Regions from separate parts of the Homo sapiens genome. Here all the other regions are linked to region 3. A link is a loop called in an ENCODE intact Hi-C map of the cell type or tissue named here. Cell type or tissue: GM12878. All regions are shown on one strand.

The links. Peaks named below come from ENCODE experiments on the same cell type or tissue, not always from the same donor. Only the 100,000 strongest peaks of a DNase experiment are listed, where the experiment ranks them.
Region 1: a loop joins it to region 3, with 3 times the contacts of the local background. A loop is called at or near these places in 2 of 110 quality-filtered maps.
Region 2: it touches region 3 in a loop (3-fold over the local background); 4 of 110 quality-filtered maps call a loop at or near these places.

What each region holds. Positions count from the first base shown.
Region 1 is chr4:10,951,681-10,959,680 of GRCh38, reverse strand. No RefSeq gene overlaps it. Among named protein-coding and RNA genes, the nearest start is that of LINC02498, 220 kb to the right of the region's middle. RefSeq lists a silencer at 1,002-1,296. In GM12878, no CTCF peak of the experiment used is centred here; a DNase peak (open chromatin) is centred at 4,700.
Region 2 is chr4:10,666,559-10,674,558 of GRCh38, reverse strand. It overlaps CLNK (cytokine dependent hematopoietic cell linker), which reads left to right. Exons shown (of 19, transcript NM_052964.4): 2 at 6,648-6,700. The coding sequence starts at 6,690. Among named protein-coding and RNA genes, the nearest start is that of CLNK, 14 kb to the left of the region's middle. RefSeq lists enhancers at 264-333, 3,142-3,251. In GM12878, no CTCF peak of the experiment used is centred here; DNase peaks (open chromatin) are centred at 558 and 3,028; H3K27ac peaks cover 2,547 bases.
Region 3 is chr4:10,727,648-10,735,647 of GRCh38, reverse strand. It overlaps a transcript of CLNK not described here. Among named protein-coding and RNA genes, the nearest start is that of LINC02498, 5.9 kb to the left of the region's middle. RefSeq lists a silencer at 3,239-3,288 and enhancers at 7,772-7,821, 7,972-8,000. In GM12878, no CTCF peak of the experiment used is centred here; DNase peaks (open chromatin) are centred at 3,147, 3,813, 4,897, 5,384 and 1 weaker place; H3K4me3 peaks cover 1,196 bases; H3K27ac peaks cover 5,400 bases.

The DNA.
Region 1 (8,000 bases), 220 kb before region 3:
CAGCATTCTTTCCCCCTGTTGCTTCTCTGGGCTTGGTTATTCACTTTGCTGATCACCTATTAGAATCCTTTAGCATAAAAGATCCCAATGAGTGTCCCAATGCTCAGCCATAGTTGAAAGCTACTGATGTGCATGATCACTGAAGTAGCATGTGGCTGGAGGGGTTTGAGATGTCCTTGGCCATCCTCTAGGGCAATTTGCGATTCTGACAGAGCAACAAGACCTGAATTACCCCCCACCCCTTTCCCCTCTCTGTGAGTCTGTGAGTCTTACTCGAAATTCCATGGCCCCTAAGTTTCTCCCTGCTTCACTGGGCCCGTAGTATATGTCTCCTTTTCCCCTAAGTTATTTTTCATGTCAGCTATTTGGTTTATGCAGCTCTCCACAGAACAGGACATTTGCAAAAGTAGAAAGCACCACAGACAGGTCAGAGCTTCTTTTCATTCATTTGGATTTGCCCCCAGCCCAGGAATCCTACTTATTGGTTGTATTAAACTAAATGTAGCCTAAAGCTGCCCCCTTACATATTTTAAATTGTGCCTAAAGGTTTCTCTATACACAGTGAACTGAAATCTAACTGGGTATACAAACAGACCATAACCTACTTTTGTGCCAATCACTGAGTTTAGGCCAATCACAGATGGTTAACTGTTCAAACTGTGTTCAAATAAGGCCAACTTTAAGCTATAACCTATCCAGCTGTCCCTGTATCTCATTTCTGTTTTCTGTATGTCAGTTTCCTTTCTCTTTCCATAAATCTTATACTACAGAGCAGCACCAGAGTCTGTTTCGGGAGGCTACCTGATTGCAAATTGCTCCTTTGCTCAAACAAACTCTGTTAAATTTAATTTGTCTAAGATCTTTCTTCCAACAGTTGATTGCAAAAACTTGGGGGTAATGGCATAATCCCAAAGTTTTCCCTAAACTAGCACCATCCCCTTCCCCCCTGCCCCACCTCATGGCCTCTTTAAGAAGCAGGAGAAAGTTATCTGCTAGGGGAAGTAAAAGTGAGCTCCGCATAACAAAACTCTCTTTCTCTCTAGGAGCTGACTCTGCCCTGCTCCTTCCTTGTGTCGTTCTTGACACTTAGCTCATTTGTTCAACAAACTTCTGTTAAATATCTTCTTATGTGAGCCTAAGGAATGAATAAATTCCTCTGTAGCAGCCTTGACCTCAGAAAAGGTCGAGGCCAGGCATTCCCTAGTACACACTAGTGGGTCAGGAGCAAATAAGAAGGTATTTGTGACTCTTCTTCAACCCAATCCAATTTCCTCATCAGAAATTGCCTCTTTTTCAGCTGTTAAGGCGGGAAGTATCCAACAGCAGGAGCTCTGATGGGGAGAATGGGCTTGTTTTTTATTACATTCCTCCCATTCCAAGGTGGGAAACCAGAACATCACTACGATAGAGTGATTCTGCTCTTTGGGGTAGGAGGGCTGCTCAGAACTCAAGTATTGTTCTGTATAAGGGGAGTAGAGCAATCTTGTGCACAGACTCGTTTTCTCTGTGCCTCAGGAGGCCATGTGGGTTGGTACACAGAGTCTGTTGGAGATGAGTATCCAGCACCTCAACATAAACTAGCCATTATGTGTTGGCCTCTCTCGGGTGCTTACATTATAGACATTGTACATATAATTTAAGGCATCCGAGAACTTCCAGAAGCCAAGGAATGGATGGGTGCCCAGTTAAGAAGACTTATTCTAGATGTAATTGTGGATTTATTGAAATCATCTTCCAAATTCTGCTTTATCTAGGATAAGTATTATTGCATTTATTTGAAGTTCAAATTAGGCGCCTATGTCATTTATTTTGCATGTGTATACACAATTCTAATTTTTTGGTCTGGTTTGGTGTTTAAGGAGAAGCAGCATGATAGGGAAGAGCAGTTTCTCCCTGGACAGGTCTTCAGCAGAATCTGCATTCAAGTCCTGATTCCACTGAGCCACTTCACCAATTGGGCCTTCATCTTCTGCTGAAGAGGAATAACATCCAGTCCAGTGCGGGCACTGGTTGCAGTGCCCATTGTGGGGCCCATACCTGCCCATTGTGGTTAGTTCCAAAAGTAAAAGTGCTTTAGAAAGATTAGAATATCATTAAAATGTTAAAAAAATTGTTGTGATAATTTTATTATTCTTGTTTCTGGGAAAATTAGCTCTTAAACCAGAAAATCTAATGTCATATAAAAGTAGAAGAGGCTAACCAATGATAAAAGCATGGGATTTTTATAGTAACTTCAAGTGTGTATGAGGGTATGTGTTTCTGTATGTGTGTGTGTGCGTGTGAGAGACAGAGAGAGACAGGCAGAGAGAGAGAGAGAAAGGCAGAGAGAGAGAGAGAGAGATGCTTTGCTGAAAATTCAGAGATGCATCTACAATTGGCTAATGACCTTCCACAGACAGTTTTTGCAGGCAGAGGCGTTAAATAGCTTTACTGAATTTAAGTGTGGTGAAACCTTACAAATATAGAAATAACCCCTAGCGCCTGTACATGTTGGAAACTGTTATTATTATAAGCATCATCACATTTTATAAAAGCTGCAAACTAACAAGGCACCATTAATATTGTCAACTGAGCATTTGATTCTGACTCATTCATCATTTGTTCACGAATGTATATTTGCCTCTGAAAGTTTTAAATATACACACTTAGAAAACTGGTTTAAACAATACATACATGTTAGAGATTTCTATGCAGAACTGCATACATTGTTTTCTTTTTATTTTCTGTTTTTTTAAAAAAATATGTATACATTGTGTAATGGCTAAATTACTCAACTGAGCTAGTTTACATATACATAACTTCAGATACTAACATTTCTTGTGGTAAGAACACTGACAATTTACTTTCAGCAATATTCAAGAATAAAATACCTTGTTATTAACTATGGTCATCATGTTATAAAATAGATCTCTTGAATGTATTCCTCCTATCTAACTTAAATTGTATATCTTTTTGTTCGAAGAGGCAGTTGACCCATCAACGTATCCTCAACTGGATCCCCCACAGACCTTGGTAACCACCATTCTATTCTCTGTTTCTGTGAATTTAAGATTTTTTTTTTTTAGACGGAGTCTCGACTCAGTCGCCGAGGCTGGAGTGCAGTGGCACCACGTTGGCTCACGGCAACCTCTGTCTCCTGGGTTCAATCAATTCTCCTGCCTCACCCTCCCAAGTAGCTAGGATTACAGGCGCCCACCACCATGCCCGGCTAGTTTTTATATTTTTAGTAGAGATGGGGTTTCACCATGTTGGCCAGGCTGGTCTCAAACTCTTGGACTCAGGCGGTCCACCCGCCTCGGCCTCCCAAAGTGCTGGGATTAGAAGCGTAAGCCACCGTGCCTGACTGAATTTAAGATTTCTTTTTAGATTCCACATAAAAGTGAGATCATGCAGTATTTGTCTTCCTGTACCTGAATTATTTCACTTAACATAGCGTCCTCCAGGTTCACACATGCTGTCTCAAATGACATGATTTCTTTCTTTTCAAGGCTGAGTAGTATTCCATTGTGTATGTATAGCAAATTTTCTTTATCATTCCTCCATTGATGGACACCTAGTTTGATTCCATATCTTGGTTATTGTGAATAAAGTTGCAATTAACAGGGGAGTGGGATGTTTTTTGACATACTGAAACTAGAGCCTTATCTCACACCTTACATAAAAATTAACTCAAAATGGATTAAGGAATTAAACTGTAAAACTACTAGAGAGACATAGGGGGAAAGCTCCACAACATTGGTCTGGTCAATTACTTCTTGGGTATGACCCCTACAGCACAGGCAACAAAAGTAAAAATAGACAAACAACATTATATCAAACTTAAAAGTTTCTACACAGTGAAGAGAATAGTCAACAGAGTGAAAAGACCACCTACGGAATGGGAGAAAATATTTGCAAACCATGGATCTGACAATGGGTTAACATCCAAAATACATAAGAAACCCAAACAACTCAATAATAAGAAAACAAATAACCTGATTTAAAAATGGGCAAAGGAATTGAATAGACGTTTCTCAAAAGAAGACATACAAATGGCCAACAGGTATATAAATAAATGCTCAACACCACTAATTATGAGGACAGTGCAAATTAAAACCACAACAAGGTATCCTCTTACACTTGTTAGAATGGCTATGATAAAAGAAATTACAAAAGATAACAAGTGTTGATGAAGATGTGGAGAAAAAGGAATCCTACCACAATTTTCAAGGGAAATGCAAATTAGCAAAGCCATTATGGAGGTCCATAAAATTTTAAAAATAGAAATAGAACTATCATATAATCCAGCAATCCTACTACTAGGTATATATCCCAAAAAATTGAATTAGTATGTTAAAGAGATATCCACAGACTTTTCTGTACCAGCTTCCTCCACAGTTTCAATAGAGTGAATAAATGTGTCTACCTCTGAAGTTTCCCTGCAAGCTCTGACTTGCTCACCAGCACTGGGGCTGGTGAGTGCAGACCAGTTTTCTAAGGTCTAATTCCTATGAAGCTCTGATCCCATAATTCTCATGGAGGATCTTCTTCCCTAATTGAACTGCAGTATGTGCCTGTGTGTGTGTGTGTGTGTGTGTGTGTGTGTGTGTGTATTTGCATGTGCTTGCATAACTTAATTCTGACTCAGAGACAGGCTCTTCAGCATTTGTCACAGCCCCACTTCCCCCTCTCCTCTGTGAACTAGGCTATGAGAACATGATTGCTGTGGTTGGCCACAGTAGACACACGCTTTGGAGCTTACAAGAAACACTCAGCTGTGGTTTTCCTGATCTGAGTAAGAATGACATCTTTCAGGATCTACCTTTTGACTTGTGAAATAACTCCAACTAAAACTCCAGGGCCAATGAGAACAGGGAAGCCTAATGAAAAACTGGGTCCAAAAGCTAGTGTTTTGTAACTACAGCAATGATTCCTTCCTCCAGTGGGTTTGTATGCTTATGAAGCCATAGAAATGATCAAACTTTAAGAATAATAAAACTTGGCCCGGCATACTGACTCACGTCTTTAATCTCAGCACTTTGGGAGACCGAGGCGGGCTGATTAGCTGAGGCCAGGAGTTCGAGACCAGCCTGGCCAACATGGTGAAACCCTGTCTCTGCTAAAAATGCAAAAATCAACCAGGACTGGTGGTGCATGCCTGTAATCCCAGCTATTCAGGAGGCTGAGGCATGAGAATATCTTGAACCCAGGAGGCAGAGGTTGCATCGAGCCAAGATTGTGCTACTGTACCTGAGCCTGTGTGACAGAGCAAGACTCCATTTCAAAAAAAAAAAAAAAAAAAAGAAGAAGAATAAAACTTATACAGATATATAAGCCATATTTATATTCTAAATAAAATGTGTTATACACACATATCAGTTAGAGTTCATTCAGACTAACAGAACTTCTATGAATTTTACTGAAGTAGAGATTTATAAGAATTAGACCTTAGACAGCTGGTGTACCCTAGCCAGCCCTGGCATGGATGAGAGGGTCAGAGCTTGCAAGAAAATCTTGAAACTGGCACACCCAGCTGCTGAATTGGGACTGTAGAGGAGGCAGGTATAGAAAAGTCCATGGAAGCTTCTTAGCTTTTTATAGATTTATCTATTTAAATTTGCAGTAAAGCACTTTGGTGGTAGGTGGGGGGTCAGAGTGCTTATCAGGACCAGTGATCAGAAAAGAGAACTGGACACAGAGTGGGGAAGACAATGGACAAGCAGGAAACTCCTGGCAACCCTGCATTGGGCTCTCATCTCCTGTAGCCAGCAATAGAATTCAGCAGGTGATGACTGCTTCTTCCCTTTAACCTTCTCACAGGGCACACATTCATCCTCAGCTCCCTCCAACCTATAACCCTATATAGGGAAGAGGATGCTGTGACAGTCAGCTCCAGAGTAAAGAAATTGGCAAGAGATTCTAAATAATCTCATGGTCTGTTGCTCATCAACGAGGAGACTATAGTAGTGGATTTGCTGATTTAATTCTTCATTGAATAAACAGTCATTATACCTGTTACGAGTTAAGCACAAAAGTAGAGGCTGGGAACACAATAATTTAAAATATAAATCCTACCTTCAAGAAGTGCAAAGCCTAGTCATAAGTACAGATCTATAAACAGCAAAGTTCAGTAAGAGCTGTAAAGTTACAGTGTGTATGTGAAAAGTTAAAGGCTGCTTCCCTTCATGCTCACTTCTAGCTTTAACACTATTTGAAACTATAATTGTTTACCAATGTTTAATCAATATAAGCAGACATTAGCAAGATGATTTTTTTTTATCTTTCAAAGTGTTAAGATGGCTTCTCCATCCAATTCTGCAAGGGAAAGAAAAAAGAAAGGAAAGAAAGTGAAAGAAAGAAAGAAAGAAAGAAAGAAAGAAAGAAAGAAAGAAAGGGAAAGAAAGAGAGAAAGAAAGGAAAAGAAAAAGAAAGGAAGGAAGGAAGAAAGAAAGGAAGGAAGGAAGAAAGAAAGAAAGAGGGAGGTAGGAAGGAAGGAAGGAAAGAAAGAAAGAAAGAAAAGAAAGAAAGAAAGAAAGAAAGAAAGAAAGAAAGAAAGAAAGAAAGAAAGAAAGAAAGAAAGAAAGAAAGATTGAAGAAAAGGATGTGTTTAAAGAAGAGACACACAGCAATCTCAGCCCATGTGGATATGGTGCCATCCTGTTATATAAGACGCCCTTTGGGCTGCCCTGTTTGCAGGGTATGCATGTGTGCAGGGTACGCATGTGTACAGGCCTGGAAGTAGAAAGGGCTTTGACTCCAAATTCTTACATGCTAGAAATGCCTGGCCTGATCTGATTAACCCAGCATCATTGCTGTGTGCTAAGTAATCTCTAACAGTGGCCCCAATAGCCACTGGATAAACTCCCAATTCCCTAATATAGCATTCACAGTCTTTCTGAGTTCTACAGTACAGAGTCCAGTACATTTTCAACCTCATCTGCTAATGGTCCCACTGCTCACCTTACATTCTGCACGCATTGAAATACCTGCTGCTTTCCAAATGCAGCATGAGTTTTCATCTTTGTACTTTCCATCTGCCCATAATGCTTTCCAACCTGCTTCTGCATAGTGGCTTGTTTGTTCTCCAATCCCTGCTCAAATACTTTAGCCTCAGAAAGTTGAGAGAGGCTTGGATCAGGGAAATCTGGCTGCTTCTGAGCTGGTTTCAAGAGGAAGTGCCCTCACCCAACATCCAATGTGTCCACTGGCATTTGGGGCTCAGATTATTTCCCAAAGAACATAGAACAGGGATGCAAATCATTTATCTCCTGGATTCCAAAGATTTACCTATGGTTAGAAGGGCACAGAGGAAAGAAAATAATCAAAACTTCGTCTACTTCCCTTCAAAGTCCAAAGTTATAAAAGGTCTGATAGACTATAGTGACCCTGACCCAGGACACAGGAAGGACTGGGCAGCCCAAAGAGGAGTCTCCAAGAGAAGGGTCCAAGGGAAGTCCATGGGGCGGAGATGGGCAGTGAGTGCTGGTTTCCTCCCTAATATGCAGCCATTACTAAAAGCTGTCCAGATCAGAACTCAGGCACTGTGAATGCATGTCTTGGGGGAAAATGGTTAGATTGTGCAAATCTAAAACACTGTCCCATCGAAGATGTATCTGGAGGCCTAAACAGGATAGCTAAGCAGCACCCTAAAAGAAGAACTATCTCCCTGCCATGGCCTGGGAGGTGGGGCGGGAGGAACAGAAAGGAAGGCACCTGGGATACCAGAGCCAACAGCTCAGTGGGACGCACATTGCTGTGGGTTTTAGAACTTCAGCAGATGGTCAATACCAGCTGTGAGACGGTGGCCCTAGTGCAGCAAGAGCAGAAGGAGGGACTGTCTGTGGGGTTGGTGGCTGCAAACATAAACACTAAGGGCATTCAGTTCTCCTTCTATTAACAGTTTAAAGTAAGAACACAGGATCCGCTAACTGACCCCTAAGCCACATAGGTTAGACATTTGGTGAAGAAAAAAGCTGAGTTTATGCTATGTGAGTAAGTAGAGTTTTAAAGCCACTCTAATT
Region 2 (8,000 bases), 61 kb after region 3:
ATTTTGGATCCCCAAAGAGTTCCAGGTCAGGGTTAATAAATTATATGGGAACTGTATTAATGAAATGAAAGCACAGAGTTCCAACCCAAAGTAAATTCATTATGAGCATATTCTGGCCCTTTTGCCTAGGCTTTAAGCCCTGGTATACACTCAGGCAATTTTATTGCCCATGTTGGCATTTGCAATTAGATTTGCATTGGCGTCTAGCACTCAGTACAGTGGTGTTTTTTCTTGTTGGAGAAATAAGCTGGCATCATGAAAACAGGCAGCCTCTCCTTGTGGACTCCTGGAGGACCCTGGGCTCCTTTGTACCTCCACACTGCTCCACCCAACACGTCTCCTTCTGCCTGGTCCCTCCCTGACAGTGAGTCCCTGAAAGTAGGGTGTGGTCTCCTCTTGATACCTTCAGAGCTTCCTTCAGCTTCCCCACAGCAGAGTCGACTCTGGACCTATTAATATCACCCATGCCAAGTGCCCTGCTGTGACTCCGGGTTCCACAAGCAAAACTGACAGATGACACCTCAGTGTCATTCCTTTGACAGAGAGAGCTATGCATGGGCTTTATTTCTGTGGCTAACCAGGAAGAGAAACTGAAATAATTGCTACAGAAAGTGAATGCACACACACCATGAGTTGTGCTCCATTTCTGGGGCATTCCAGCTTCTCAAGGTCTCCGAATCAAGGCAAGAAGATGTTGCATACTCTTTGATCTGGGTCAGATCTTGAAGTAAGACCTGTTGGAGAAAGACCTGCAAGGCTGACGCTCCACAGCCTACAAGTCCTGCCTCCCCTTCCATTATCATAGTCCATGTGGGAGTTGGGGTTACTTCTTTTTTTATTAACATTAGTTATTTCTCCTAATACTATCACTCCCCCAGACCCCCCACCCCCTGACAGGCCCCAGTGTGTGATGTTCCCCTCCCTGTGTCCATATGTTCTCATTGTTCAACTACCACCTGTGAGTGCGGACATGCAGTGTTTGGTTTTCTGTCCTTGCAATAGTTTGCTGAGAATGATGGTTTCCAGCTTCATCCATGTCCCTGTAAAGGACATGAACTCATCCTTTTTTATGGCTGCATAGTATTCCATGGTGTATATGTGCCACATTTTATTAATCCAGTCTATCACTGATGGACATTTGTCCTATTCAACGTAGTGTTGGAAGTTCTGTCCAGGGCAATCAGGCAAGAGAAGGGGAGTTGGGGTTACTTCTGAGGGGAGTTGTGGTGAAGCTGGGTAAGAACCTGTTCCATAGAAAGCTGTGTAGATCCCTCTGGGGCATATTTTTCCCTGTGTTCCCATAATACCTTATGCTCTATGCTCTCTAATTCCTAGGATCTGGAACGTGACTGGCACATTGTAAAGCCTCATAAATAGTTGCAGATACAGTAGTAAACTCTACCCTGTACAATTGCAAGAGCCTGGACTTTACTTCTTCACTGCCTATAAATAAGACCTGAGAGAGAAATTGATGCTTGACATGATTAGAAAACTTTTCCATGATCAAATTGTTAAAATCTTTGGATGTGATAGGTTTTTTAAAAACATTCCGCTAAAAATTGACTCAGAAATAATTCTAAGTGTATGGAGGATTATTTACAAGCAGTGCCAGTTCCTAAATGTCTATTTAAGATGTGTTTGGAACAGCAAGGTGAATGAACATGTGATTATTTGGTGCTTTCCATAAGAATGAGAAAAATCGGTGTGTTCACTGACAAGCTGCCAGTCAGTGGTGCTGGGTAGATGGAGATGGGAATAGACTGACACTCAAGTCCACTCCCTTCTGCCTCCCTGCCTGTTAAAATATCTGGGACATTTAGACAATGTCCATACCTGGGCTTTTCCCTAAAACAATTGAATCAAACTTTCTGGGACATTATATTTTTTAAGGTTTCCAGATAATTCCAAAGCATAGGCGGGTACAAGATTCTATGATTACATCAGTGGTTATTAGCAGATGCTTACCTAAAAATGCTTACCTAAGCATCTTTCATTTCTAACTAAGTGCCACTTTAAGGCACTTAAAGTGATATAAGGCATTTAATTAATCTTCAAGTTCAGATTCATATTAACCACTATTTCCCCCATGTCTTAGATATGGTATTTTTTCATGTAATCTTCATAAGAGTCCTAAGGGTAGCTGTTGTATTACCCGTATTTTACAGATAAGCACACGGAGGCTCAGAATGGTTAAACAGTTGTCCCAAAGCATAACTGTGAGAAACAAACTCACCTGTTCAAACCCAGAGAATGGACTCACAGATCCAGAGAACGCAAAAGTGAGACTTTCAATGGCAGTCTTGCAAGATCCAGTGTCTGGCATGCACTCACACCTAGCACAGTTTCAACAAGCAATTTATCCCATAGTGCGCAGTTCCCTCCCCCACTTCCTCGTAGTCTGAGTACTATGGGGTCACAATCTTCCCTGACATTGCCTATTGATTGTTAGGCAGGAACTTTAGGTGGTTTTTTTAGGGTTGTCTTGGTGCATTTTTGTCGCAGCCCACAATGCATTGCAATCTTAGTTAGCTTAGGGGCTCTTTAAGTATTTGACTTACGACCTAAGTAGCTGCGTAGGCTGATAAGAAGAGACAAAGCGAGCTATTTTGCGTACTAGCAAACTTTTATCTTAGACTAAGCTTCTTTAGTTCAGGTGAGGGCAACTAAGTTGGGGGGAAGCTGTTTCTTCTATAGTTTGCTGACCTAAGCCAATTCAAGGCACTTCGTCTTGGAAATGGATCAGGGTATACATTATTTCCTTTATAACTAAAACTTGTTTGGTTTTGTATAAAATGAGGATCATAAAACAGACCCTATGAGGTTACTGAGGTGGGGAGATGGGGGATATATAACAGGTGATCTGTGTTCACTGCCTTGTCTTTGAAAATGCACACATGAGGAAGGGAAGGGCCTTGTATTCTCTATAATTTATTACCTTCAAAAAGCCAGGGGACATAAGACTCTTTCTGACTGACTTCACCACATCCTTTGCACGATGGCTAAGATTAGATCAGAGTATGGTGCTTTCAAGGTGTCAGCCATTCTGAGTAGAGCACAGCTGTTTCCCCTGTAGAATGCCATCTCTTCTGTCTTGCTGATGACACTTTGTGGCTAACTCAGTCTCTGGTAAGGGTTGCCAAGGCCTCAAATTCTGCTTTCTTCTTTTTTTTTTTAGATAGAGTTTCACTCTTGTTGCCCAGGCTGGAGTGCAGTGGTGCAATCTTGGCTCACTGCAGCCTCTACCTCCCTGGCTCAAGCAATTCTCCTGCCTCAGCCTCCCTAGTAGCTGGGATTATAGGCGCCCACCACCATACCCAGCTCAGTTTTTGTATTTTTAGTAGAGACGGGTTCCACCATGTTGGCCAGGCTGGCCTCGAACTCCTGGCCTCAGGTGATCCAGTCGCCTCGGCCTCCCAAAATGTTGGGATTACAGGTGTGAGCCACTGCATCTGGCCTCAAATTCTGCTTTTTAAAATGTCAGAAGAGTTTGGGATCTCTCTATAATATTTTTAAACTCTTATACAATAAAGTGCTTGCATCTCTCAAAAGCTACTAATATTTTTAACTTTTATTCAAATTTCAAAATACAAGTCTAATAAGCACTGATATTACCAATCAAATAATATACAGAGGTTTACATATAAGGCAAAAATTAAGGATTCCTCCCTGATCCCTTGCGTTTCCATCCCTGCTATCCTAGGTGTTAGCAATTTGGCAGAATCTCCTGCAATTTGGCTCTGCACAGAGCTCTATTGGAGAAGACAATAAAATATAAGAAATGTAATGACATACTCTAACTTTTGAAACCATTTTTGTCACCAAATATTGATGGATTGTATTTTTTTTTAATGAAACTATTTCCATTTCTTTGAGCTGAAAAAGACCTATTTGGCCTAAGCTGCTCATTTTTCAGGTGAAGAAACGAAAGCCCAGAAAGCTCCAATGCCTTACTCAAAGCTGCACAGTGCATGGCAGGGCTGGGGCTGGAAAGCAGCTTCATTGGCCACCTTGCCAGAACTCTGATTTGAGGCATAAGCCTTGCAGGGAACTGTTCTGCATCTGTGGTCCCCTTACTCTGTACACAAGAACTGGCCAAGATCCAGGCACACAGGGAGCTGTCCGTAAAGACTAGTTTATTTTGTCCCATTTCGATGCTACTTAATGCATTCTGAAGAATGAAGTAGCTGTATAAGCAGCTATCATTAAGTGGTAGATACTCTTAAGGGATGGGGGATGGATTTGTCCTGTATGACTGTAATCAAGTAATTTAATCTCTATAAATACTAATATTCAAAAATTGTCATCAATAACCCCACATACCCAAATATAACATGACTGATGCTAAAGCAACTTGCAAACTTTGCTTTGCTATGCAAGTAATTGCATATCCGTGTTTCATAACATTTCATAGTTTGTAAGACATTTTCATATGTTTCAGTTTATTTCACACTTAAGACATGCTGTAAAAGAAAGATATTGATACTACTATTTATAAACTAGGAGGGTCCAAGTGTTCCTTCAAGGCCACACGGCTAGTTAATGGCAGCACTGGAACTGAACAGAGGTCTCTCAACTTCCAGTCCAGGACCCTTCCAGTATTTGATGTGCATTCTTTGTATTACACTGATGAAAGTTCAAGTCCCCTTCCCCACTGCCATGATGGAAATGACTTCCAAATGAGACCATGGACTAGACACTCTACACACTGCCACAGTGGGCCATCAGTGAATGAAAGCCTAACAGCCGCCTCCCCTTTCCCTGCTGTCAATATTGACCTACAAGCATAAGACGAGGGGATGAGGCTGGTGGGTGAGGGCAGAGGAAAATACACAGGGTATCAGAGGACATAGAGCTTGGTTCAAGTTCTTTAGTATGGGTTATGAGTATGGGTTGAAGATCACACAGTTGAAGTTCAGATCCCATCCCTTAGCATGCATGATCCTTGATCATCTCAATCCAAGGGACCTTCCCTCATTCTTTTTCATGTACTACCAACATCCCAGCTACCAACCCTTCCAGTTTCACCAAAATGTGCAAAGCCACTCTGGCACAATATACATTGTAACATCTTCACACCTTTGCGCATGATGCTCCATTTGCTTGGAACACCTCCCTTAATTTTGAGCCCAGAAGACCCAGACTTACCTGGCAAGACAAAGCTCAAGTATTATCTCCTCTATGAAGATCACCCTGGCTGGCTCTCCAAGACAGAGTTAGGATTTGTTATGTTTTGTTTTACAATTATCTGTTTTTTGCAAAACATTTTAATAAGAGGAGGGATGTCACGGAGGGATGCAGGAACTATACTATACTTAGTTTTAGAAGTGGCTTAAGGGCAGGGACTGTGTCTCACTGGGCACAATATTTGCACAAAGTACATTTTCAGTAAATGGTAGTTTCCCAGATGGATGAGTGAATGAATGGATAGATGAATGGCAGAATATACTAAAAATGCCGAAGGCTCAGTGGGGTGCCATATGCTGACAGGTTAGGAAATGGAAATTTCTGGGTCCTCTGGACCTCAGCTCTTATTGCGGGATGGGTGTTCTCGGTCACATAATTAAATCTTCCTGGGTATCATTGTCTAACTGTAAAACCCACTCTCTACCCTATTCCTCTCATCTGGGAGCCCAGGGAAGCTGATAGATATAAAACCATATTAACAGCTCCTCGCCCTTGGCTTTCTGTTGAGTTTGGCCAATGGGAGATGGCATCAGGAGATCCAGGGCAGAGGGAGCGTGAGATGGGGATTTTCATTCCACCCAACACAGCTCCCTCCCTGCAGGTCCCACAACTGAAAGCCACAGCTCCTCTACCCGCAACCCAGAAAGAGAGACCTGTCTCTGTGTCCCAGTGCCTACCTGGTCCCCAAATCCCTCCAAGCCCAGGCATGTGACAGCGCCCTTTTGTTACCACTCCCAGATACTTCACTGTCTTCTGTGGATTCCTTCTACCCTGCCCACACCTTTTAAATGGTCTCTTTATTAAGCTGTTCTCAAATTACCCAATTTGAGAGTGTCATCTGTTTCTTGCTGGAACCTCAGCTGATATCCTTTACACCTCTCAGGGCCTTTGAGTAGATTATATGAGATCATTGATACGAAGCCCTTACTGAATACTCCCAGGGTCTCTGCTGCTAATTTATATGGTAAATAACACTAATAATCTTTACTATGTGGGTGAATACAAGGCTCAAATAAAATGTTGCATTCTACGTAAAGTGATATAGAACTGTAACTTGCAATAAATATTTTATGGTAAAGCCACATTTGGAAATGAAAAGCACCCTTTCTGCATGCTCTGGCTCAGAGGAGAGCCAGCCAAGCCTGGCTAACGTGCCCTCGGTGCCCAGGGGAAGCACACAATTGCACGCCAGGGAAAACCAGGCTCAGTTTATGTTTGCTCAGCTCCCGGGGGCAGATGGGATGAATGCTGACAGAAAGAGGACAGCCTGTCAGAGAAAGAAATCCCCTCCCCAACTGTGTTCCAGAAATAAGCCAATTCTTGACCTGGATTGATTCTCTTTCTGTCATTTCCTTTAAACCAGCACCTGTATCCGATTTTAACAAGCAGCAACAGTGGCTTGTTCCCCAGAATTAAAACATGATGTGGAAGTTCCAGTAACGCGTTTGCTTTTGTTTCCACAGGCTGAATTGAAGATCCCTCTTACCCGCCAGGTGCCAAGAACTATGAACAGGCAGTAAGTACCGTGGGATCACTGTGAGCCCCAGTTCCCTTTTCTTGGTGGGGACAGGAGGTGTTTTCTGGAAGATGAACTGAGAAATGATGCCAATGTGGCCGCCCATGGAAAAGGGATTTCCTGAGAGGCCATGGTTGAGATTGTGGGCTTTGGTGTTCAGAACACTCCTCTTTCCAGTAGCAGCATTTTCCCATGGACAGAGCATTTGCTGTCACCCAGCATGGGTGTGTGGTGGGCAGGGACAAGATATCCGAGCACCATGATGCTAGAAGGGCACCCAGACAGTTTCCACCCATGGGTGTGAAGGAATAGGTAAAAGGACAGTGGTTTGTGTGCTTTTTCCCACAGGAGAAAGCCTGGAGTCCAACTTTCTCTTTGTGGACACCAAAAGTGGTGTGGTCAGTCTGAGACACCGAAATTTGTGCCTGATTAAAAAAAAAAATGCCATCCCTGATGTCTATAGTATAGTAAAAAAAAAAAAAAAATTAGCAGGACTCAAAAGTTTAAGAAATATTTATAGTGAAAAAAAAAGACTTTGAAATTGGCAAAGTTTGGTGGACCAGTTTTAAAATTAATCTCCTTATCTATTTATTTGCTTTATTTTACCAGTCAGAAAGGTAGTTTTGTTATTCCTCTTTGGTGTGAAAAGCAGAGTGATAGTATTAGAAAGAGCAGGAGTTTCAGAGTTAGGTAGGCCAGACCTACTTTAACTCCCTTGCCCTGTCATTTTACATCTGTATGATACTGGAGAATGATGATATCCTTACCCTCTGGATATGCAAGAAGTTCCTTAACCCTTTGAAAAGCAGAATCTGACTCAGGGAGGAGGACTGCCTGGTTTCTGGGTGGATGTCCTGATCCTAGCGGGAGGCTAGGGGACTGCAATGACTGTACCTCGCAGGTGGGCACTGGCTGGAGGGCTCTGGTCCAAGAGACAGAGAGAGTAGCAGGTGCTGTGACAGCCCCGGTATCTCAGCTACCCATGGATGCCCACAGGTGTCCAGGTGGAGCCACCTGACTCACAGCCAAGCCCATGGGATGGGAAGGCTGGAGCTTCTGCTCTTCCTCTTGCCATGAAAAGCACAGCAGGAGCTCCCTGGCACGTAGTCCACAGATGGGCTCCTCACCCGAGTGAGAATTAAGCTAATCAAGCATCCCTTCTTTGCCAGGAGTTGTGACCTCCTTTTCCTCCCCGATCCTTACAGCAGGACTGGGTGGCAGGTATTACTAGCTCTTCTTGGAAAATTAGCTTCTTCATCTAAATGACTTGTCTGAGATGGCTCAGAGCATTGAGATGAAG
Region 3 (8,000 bases):
AAATCTCTAGAACTTATTAGTCTTGCATATATGAAAACTTATACAATTTTGTTCTACTTTTTAAACTTATTCATCCTTCAAATCTAGAGCTTAGTTCACCTCCCCTAGGAAGGTAAAATGTACCTTTCTCCTTGAGAAATGATCTACGTGTGTGTGTCTACTATTTACTGAAAGTCTGCACTATCTCTGCTTCTTTCATGAATTTCTGTCTTTGCATTTGCATGCTCCCAGAGTTCTATCCAATGGGTACCTTGGCAGGAAAGTGAGCTGAAATCCATTTGACTAGTTAGCTAGCTTATTCCAGGGCTATAAAACAACAGTCCCAGGGGCCTGTATGGTTGTCAGACATTTCTAATAGATCATAGTTCTCTTTCCTACTGAGCCAGCCCAGGATCTCAGAACTCTTTGTAAAGTTATGCTGCAGGCAACCACCACCAATCAATGTGAAATGGAATATGAACTTATTTTCATCAAAAGATTCCATGAAAACAGTGAGAAGGCAAGTCCCATCTTGGGAGAAGATATTTTCAATGGACATAACAAAGCATTAGCATCCTGATCTTACATAGAATGCCTCTAAATAAAGAAAGAAAAGAGATGGCACATTTGCCGTCTTCACTCTAGGAACATTCGGATGGGAGAAATCTTGAGTTTCCTGACCTCAGGGCTTACCCTTCATTGACATAAACAACAGGCACCATAGGAACATGTGACTGTTTGATGTCAACAGCAGGTGTGAGTCAGGCTTATGTGCCACCCGCCCCCGCCACCCACCTCAACTCAGCTCACCTGCTTTGTCCTAGAGCCAGCAGAGTCCAGGCTGCTGTTAACAACTTCATGTCCCCGTGGGTAGCAGGCAGGTGCTTCTGTCTGATCTGGCTCTCCTTGACCACTGTACTCATCAAATAGACCAAGATCCCCAGAGTCCAAGATCCTTACAAGGGGGCCAGAAAGGGATGAGCTTTCTGAAGAAGCACTGATGTAAAATACCAGGAATTTTGACATCGAAGAAGATTTTTGTGATGGCAGCTGGGATTTGGCCATAATCTAGAAGACACATGGTGAATACAGTTGCAAGTCATTTAGTCATATTTCTTGCTAAATTGCTGTGTCTTCAATGGTGAGTCTGTTCAACTTTACTTTTGTTATGCTTCCCTCAATCACGAAAAGGACAAACTTCTCAACAGACTGGTCCTGAGTAAAAGTGACCTGAATTCTCTGATAAAGAAGAGGGAAAGATTCGGCTGGGTAATGCCAGGTTTGTCTCACTTGACAGTACAATGTAACTAGTTTTGCCATAATGTTGTGAGAGGAGATATGTGTGGGCCCAAGACCAGAATGGTGGAACTATGCAATCAATCGTAGATTTATAGCATTGCATGCAACAAAATGCCCAGGTTTGGTGTCAGGAAGCCCAGGTTCAGGCTTTGCAAATCCTACGATTGGGAATCAGTTCCTTAACCTCTCTGACTTTTGGCTAACTTGATTATAAAACCACGTAAAGAAAGGCTTTTCATATGGTTGTTCTAGGGAAAAAAATGAGATAATGACTATAAACCTCACAGAAGTGCAGGCACATAGTAGATGCTTATTGAGTAGTGGTTTGTCTTCTCCTATTCCACTCCAAAGGAAAAAGAAGAGAAAAGAAAAGAAAAAGATATGTATCTCTAATGGGCCAGCTGGCCATAGACTAACTTTAAAAATGCACTCTTAGGAAGTAAACATTAGCAATATATATTCAGAAACGACTCTTCAGGAGAATGGCACTTATGTATGATGGATATGCAGGAATGTCAACTCTCTGGGGCTGGAACACATTGCTGCATTCTCTGTAGAACTCTAGCACTTAGTTCAGCAGCAACACAGAACTAATATTCTATGAAAAGTGATAAAAGCATCTCTGGACAAAATACAACAAGCTCCTATCAACTACAGCCAGCAAAAGAAGATGGACAGCATGGTGCCTGGCATATGGCAGATGCTCAGAATGAATAAATTAGCAGGACTTTGAAAAACACACAGATGCATGGCAAACCAGGTAGTGCATAAAATTAATAATCATAGAAAGCAATGTGCTATCATTCACTGAAGGTGCTAGGCACTTTGAAACACTCATTTTCTCAATACCTAACTTGGAAAAAAAGTCCCCATTTTATACATCAGAAAACTAAGACCAAGAGAGTTTCTCCAGCTTACCAAGTATAACATGGTTAATACATAATGAAGCAGGAACTTGACTGTCTCCAAAGGTGTTTTTCTTAAGACTCACCTGGCCCAGGACTGATGGGGACAAGATCTGAACGGGCAGTGAAGGGGGGAAGGTGGGCTGTTGTCATGAATGTCCGGGGTGGTGGTGACTTGAAGAGTTTGGTGACTAAGAGGTGGATTGTGGCACAGGGTTTATGGGCAGACGTGGGGGCTGTAGTGGCATCAGGGCTCTTGCCATGAAAGAGGTCTGGCAGAGGCACCCCCAAGACAGGCAGCTGAGGAGACAGGAAGCTGTGGCTATCACCTGGGGATAGGGGAAATAAAAGCCAATGCCATAATTGACAGCTATAACCGAAAGGGGGGCTTGGAATTGCTGGTGGATTATTTTCCCTCTACATTGAAGCTGCTCATTTGTCTTCTTAATCTTGGGTTGTGCTTTCTGAAATCTCCTGCACTAGAAATTTCCTAAAATGAAATGTCAGAGCCTTTACTGTCCTATTCACTCCCGCCAAAAGGGAGCAGCATAAATAATTCATATTATTCTCTTTAGGATCATGTTGGCAAAAATATATTAGCAGATATAATTGTCTGACACTTCAAGGAAGTGATGTTTTAAAAATAGGAACCCATGAGGAGGGAGAGAGAGAAAAAACACCTGACTCACTTGGCTTCCTGTGGCTATTTATTTTAAAGATAAGGCTTTTTTTTTTTTGGTCCTCGAGTTGCTGTCATATATATATTTATAATGTGCAACACACCTCTTCTAGGTTCTTAATTCATCAATTCTCACCTCTTCTGCCTCTCCTCTACAAGTTTAGTCTTTGATTGCCATGGAACTTCAGAGTTAGATGGAATGTAAAAGGCTAGTCCCCATTCAGAGCTTGAACCCCTGTCCTTGGGTGTTTACTCAAATTCAAACAAAACCACTCAGTGACAGTGGAAAACCCCCTCGTCTCACCACAGGACTTTTCCAAGTTCAGTCATACCATTTCACTCCTACTTAAAAACCTGTAGCTTTTTCACTTGTCATTAAGATGAAGTTCAAAAATCCATAACAGCCTTGCCAATCTCTCTCTCACCACAGGGCCTTTGCAGGGGCTGCTAGCTTTGTGTGCTCCTCAAATCCTGTTAAATCCGCCCAACCTTCAGTAATGTGCCAGATGTAGCTTAAATGAGCTCACAAAGACTGACTGTTAAATTTTCAGACATTTTATGAGCTGATTGTTCAACAGAGCTATTATTAAAAATGAAATTACATAAACTCATAAATATATTAAAAGCAAAGGTAATAAATATGCAAAACTCATTACTTTCTAATTATTTTCACCACATTGTACTCTATAATCTTGAGGTCATTTTTGTATAATAAAAATGCTATATGATGGTGGCTACTGCACTTGTCTTCCCAATTCCACATTCATATTGATTGCTTGAAATCAGCCATAATGAGGACATTTACAACATGAAAATCAGCAAACACTACTCACTAGGGCTTGTCCCCTGCCCCACCACTCAGAGAGACCGTTGCTAATCCTTTAGGAACAAACCACTGCTTCAAACTCACCAAACTTCAGACTACGTTAGATTTGCATGTGGTATGATTTCACAGGACTGAATTCCTTTCTTGCAAAGCCTTCTCTTTTTGTAGTTACACTTTAACAGTAACTGATACTACTACATGTATGGATTCTGCCCTCCATGAGAGCAGAATTCTTGACACATTTTGCACACCATGATGATATCGCAGCAACAAAAAGGATGCCACACTCATAAGAAATTATTGGTTAATAACTGTAGGGTAAATATCAAACTCAAATTGTTAGAAACATTCAACATGAGTGGAAATCTTCAGCCCCTTTTAAGAGAGAATAACAAAATATCTTAACAGATGAAAGAGAGTTCCTCTTAGGAAGAATCTGTCTTTCTTTGAAGTAACATTCATAAGTTGAGGTTATAGAAAAAGCCTGAGAATTGTGATTACCAGAAACTAAGGAACAAAAGATGTGGCTAAAAACCCCTGCATGAGAGGAGAGGAATGGGTAGCCCGGTGGCATGAGACTGGAGGACTGGGAGCCCCGAACCACCCGGGGAGAAATCCCCTGTGGTTGCATTGCGAGAGACTGTCTCAGAAAAAGAATATCTGATAGTTCATTTGAAGTTTTTGTTGATGAGAAGTAAATAATTCTTTTTCTAAAACTAATACATAATGATTGTGCAAATTTCTGGAGAAGTTGGTTAATGGGTACAAAAAAACAGTTACATAGAAGGAATATGGTCTAATGTTTGATAGCACTGTGTGATGACTATAGTTCACAATAATTTATGGTATATGTCAAAGTAGCTAGAAGAGAACATATGGAATGTTCTCAACACAAATGATAAATGTTTGAAGTGCTGGATATTTTAAATACCTTGATTTGATTATTACACATTGTATGCGTGTATCACAATGTCACGTGTACCTAAGAAATCTGTAGCTTTCCTTCCTAACTAAACCTTAGTAAAGTCCACACACAAAAAGATGTGTGTGTGTGTATGTGTGCATGTGAGTGTAAATTAATTAAGCGAATGAATTCCATGCTTGAGATGGTACCATGGGGAATAGATACAGTATGCATGTGATGGTTAAAAAAAACCCTCATACACTGAAATGGTTAAACGTACATATGAGTTGTAAACCAGAGGTGACCACAATGAAGTAAGAATAGACCCATATGAAACTCTCAGTAGTTCTGGAGTTTCCAGTACATGAGGCATGTACGATTTTGATCGGTTGGGTTTTTTCCCTTTGATCTCAACGTGCTGGGAGATTGGGAACATGTATTTCAGCGGTGGTTCTATTTCTAAATCTATAGAGTAGGACATACTTCACTTGTAGTTGCAACTCCCTTTTGAGGTAGGGGAAAGGGAAATTTGGAGCCACCCAGAAATGTATTCAAATGCAAGATTAAAAATTCAATGTAGAGTTCAAGGTCATTATATTTATCCAGCAAGAACCAATGAAGGCTGAATGGGAATGAATAGTAGGCAGATTTTCAGATATATTTTGGAGGGAGCACAATCAGTACGACTTGACAATAGACCAACATTGAAGGTGAGGGAAACAGATGAGTCATATAATGACTCTCAGAGTTGAGGGCATGCTGGTATCACTTAGTGAAATGGGGGAAAACTGCAGGAGCACCACACCATGGAAGGAAATTCTTTACAATGTGAGGTTCAATGGTGCAGTGATGAGCCAGGGTGGCCGCAGATGGTGGCTATGCAGACCGTGAGCTTGCCAGGTAGGTGCCCAGAAACACTCATGATGCAGTGGCGTGACTAGGGCCCCACAGCCACTGCCAACACAGCCACTGGCCATATCTTTTGGCTTTTAATCATCACCTCACATTGTGCTACTCAGCATCCTGTTGGTTTCTTTGGATAAACTTAGAGGTTTGATTCATATAAATCAGTGTCTATATTTCAAATCCATTTGTTTTTCAAAAACAAATGGCAGTAAAAGTATTGTCTTGATACTGAATATAGTAACCGTTCTGGAAAATTTCCAACATGCATCTTTTGTGATCTTTCATATTTGCAAGAATTATACCTTAAACATTTAATGAAACGTGGTCAAGTAAATATCATGGGGAAAAAGTTAATGGGCAGGTAATTATACATAAATTATATGTTTCAAACTTTTGCAACGTTCCTTACAGTTCTTACAGTATAGAGGTTTAAGGGACATCAAGAGCAAACCATGACAGTATTTGACTTTCCATTTCTGATTGTTTCACTTGAGATAATGGCTTCTAGTTTCATCAGTGTTGCTTCAAAAGGCATGATTTCATTCTTTGTTATGGCTGAATAGTATTTCAGTGTGTGAGTGGGTATGTGTGGGTGTGGGTGAGTGTGTAACATTTTCTTTATTTATCCCTTGATGGACACTGAGGTTGACACTTTGCTCTCGTGAATGGTGCTGCAGTAAACATGCAAGTGAGGGCCTGTTTTTCAAATAACAATTTATTTTCTTTTGGGTAGATACTCAGTAGTGGGATTACTAGATGAAATGGTAGTTTTGTTTCAGTTGTTTGAGAAATCTCCATACTGTTTTCCATAGAGGCTGTACTAATTTACATTGCTACTAACAGTATATAAGACTTCCCTTTTCTCCACACCCTCTCCAACATCTGTTATTTTTTGACTTTTTAGTAATAGCCATTCTGACTGGTGTAAGACCAGTAAAAGACAATCCAGACCCTAAATTAAAAGGTACAGAGTGCCAAACAGGACACAAAGAGAAAAATTCAGAAGAGGAAGCAGCCATTCTCACTTAGCAATGATCCAAAGATTTGAGTATGAGATATTAACAAGGATTATATATTATCAGGAAATTAACAGAAATCATCATATAAAACATGCATCTGGGTTGAAGTTCATGGCAAAAGATATGATTCCACAGAATAATTAATTGCTGTATAAAGTGATCAAACTTGGATACGTTTAAACATACAAGTCAAGAATAATATCAAAGGTATATGCTAAAAATATAAGAAAGGGGCCGGGTGTGGTAGCTCACACCTGTAATCCCAGCACTTTGGGAGGCCAAGGCGGGCAGATCACGAGATCAGGAGATCAAGACCATCCTGGCTAACTAACATGGCGAAACCCCGTCTCTACTAAAAATACAAAAAAAACAAAATTAGCCAGGCGTGGTGGCAGGCGCCTGTAGTCCCTGCTATTCAGGAGGCTGAGGCAGGAGAACAGTGTGAACCCGGGAGGTGGGAGATGGCGCCAATGCACTCCAGCCTGGGTGACAGATGGAGACTCCGTTTCAAAAAAAAAAAAAAAAAGAAAGAAAGAAAGAAAGAAAGAAAGGATACATCACACACAGATCAGTGACCACTGAGGTGATGGCAAACCTGCAGCAGTTCTTTGGTAAAGGTACCTGTTGACCAAGGGGAAGCCAAGAGATTTTGCTTCAGGCATCATGTCATGTTATTTCTCAACACTAAGGTCAACTATTATAAATGCTTTTAGCTACACACACACACACACACACACACACACACTCTTTAGAATAAAATGTTGCTTTGTTCCTGTTTGTTCTTCACAATAGAACAATGGAACACCTAATTAAAAACTCATGGTATTTGTGTATTCTTCTAAAAACGTTTGGCAAATATTGTTTTTGGGGAGACAAGAGAGGTTTTGTGAAGGAGTTGCATCATGGTTTCTCAGTGTCATCACTCCTGACATTCAGGGCTGGATAATTCTTTGTTGTGCTGAGCTGCCCTGGGCTGCCCCTCGCACTGTAGGATGTTCAGCAGTAGCCCTGGCCCCATCAGTAGATACCAGAAGCCTTTCCCCAGTTCTGACAACCAAATATGTCTCCAGACATTGTACGATACCCTCTAGGAGGCAAAATATTTTTAACGTAAGACTGTTTTCGTGTCTATCCATGTGTACCTCTAATTTGGTGGTTCTCAACCTTGAGCACAGTATGCAGAATCCCCTAGAGAGCTTGTTAAAAAAAATTGCTAAGCCCCATCTTCAGATTTTCTGATTCACTAGAACTGGTTGGGGCCCAGGAATATGCACTTCTTATAAGTTATCAGATGATTTTGATGTCACTGGTCCTGGAACCACTGTTCTAGTTTATTTCTTCTCTCTGCTGCCTGGTGTTCCATTATTTACATCTCCAGTATTTTACTTATTCGTTGCTCTAGTGTTGGACAGCTTGGCTGTCTCCACTTCCCTCTTCTCACGAACAAGGCTGCAGTCAGCATTCTGATGACTGTCCCCTCACC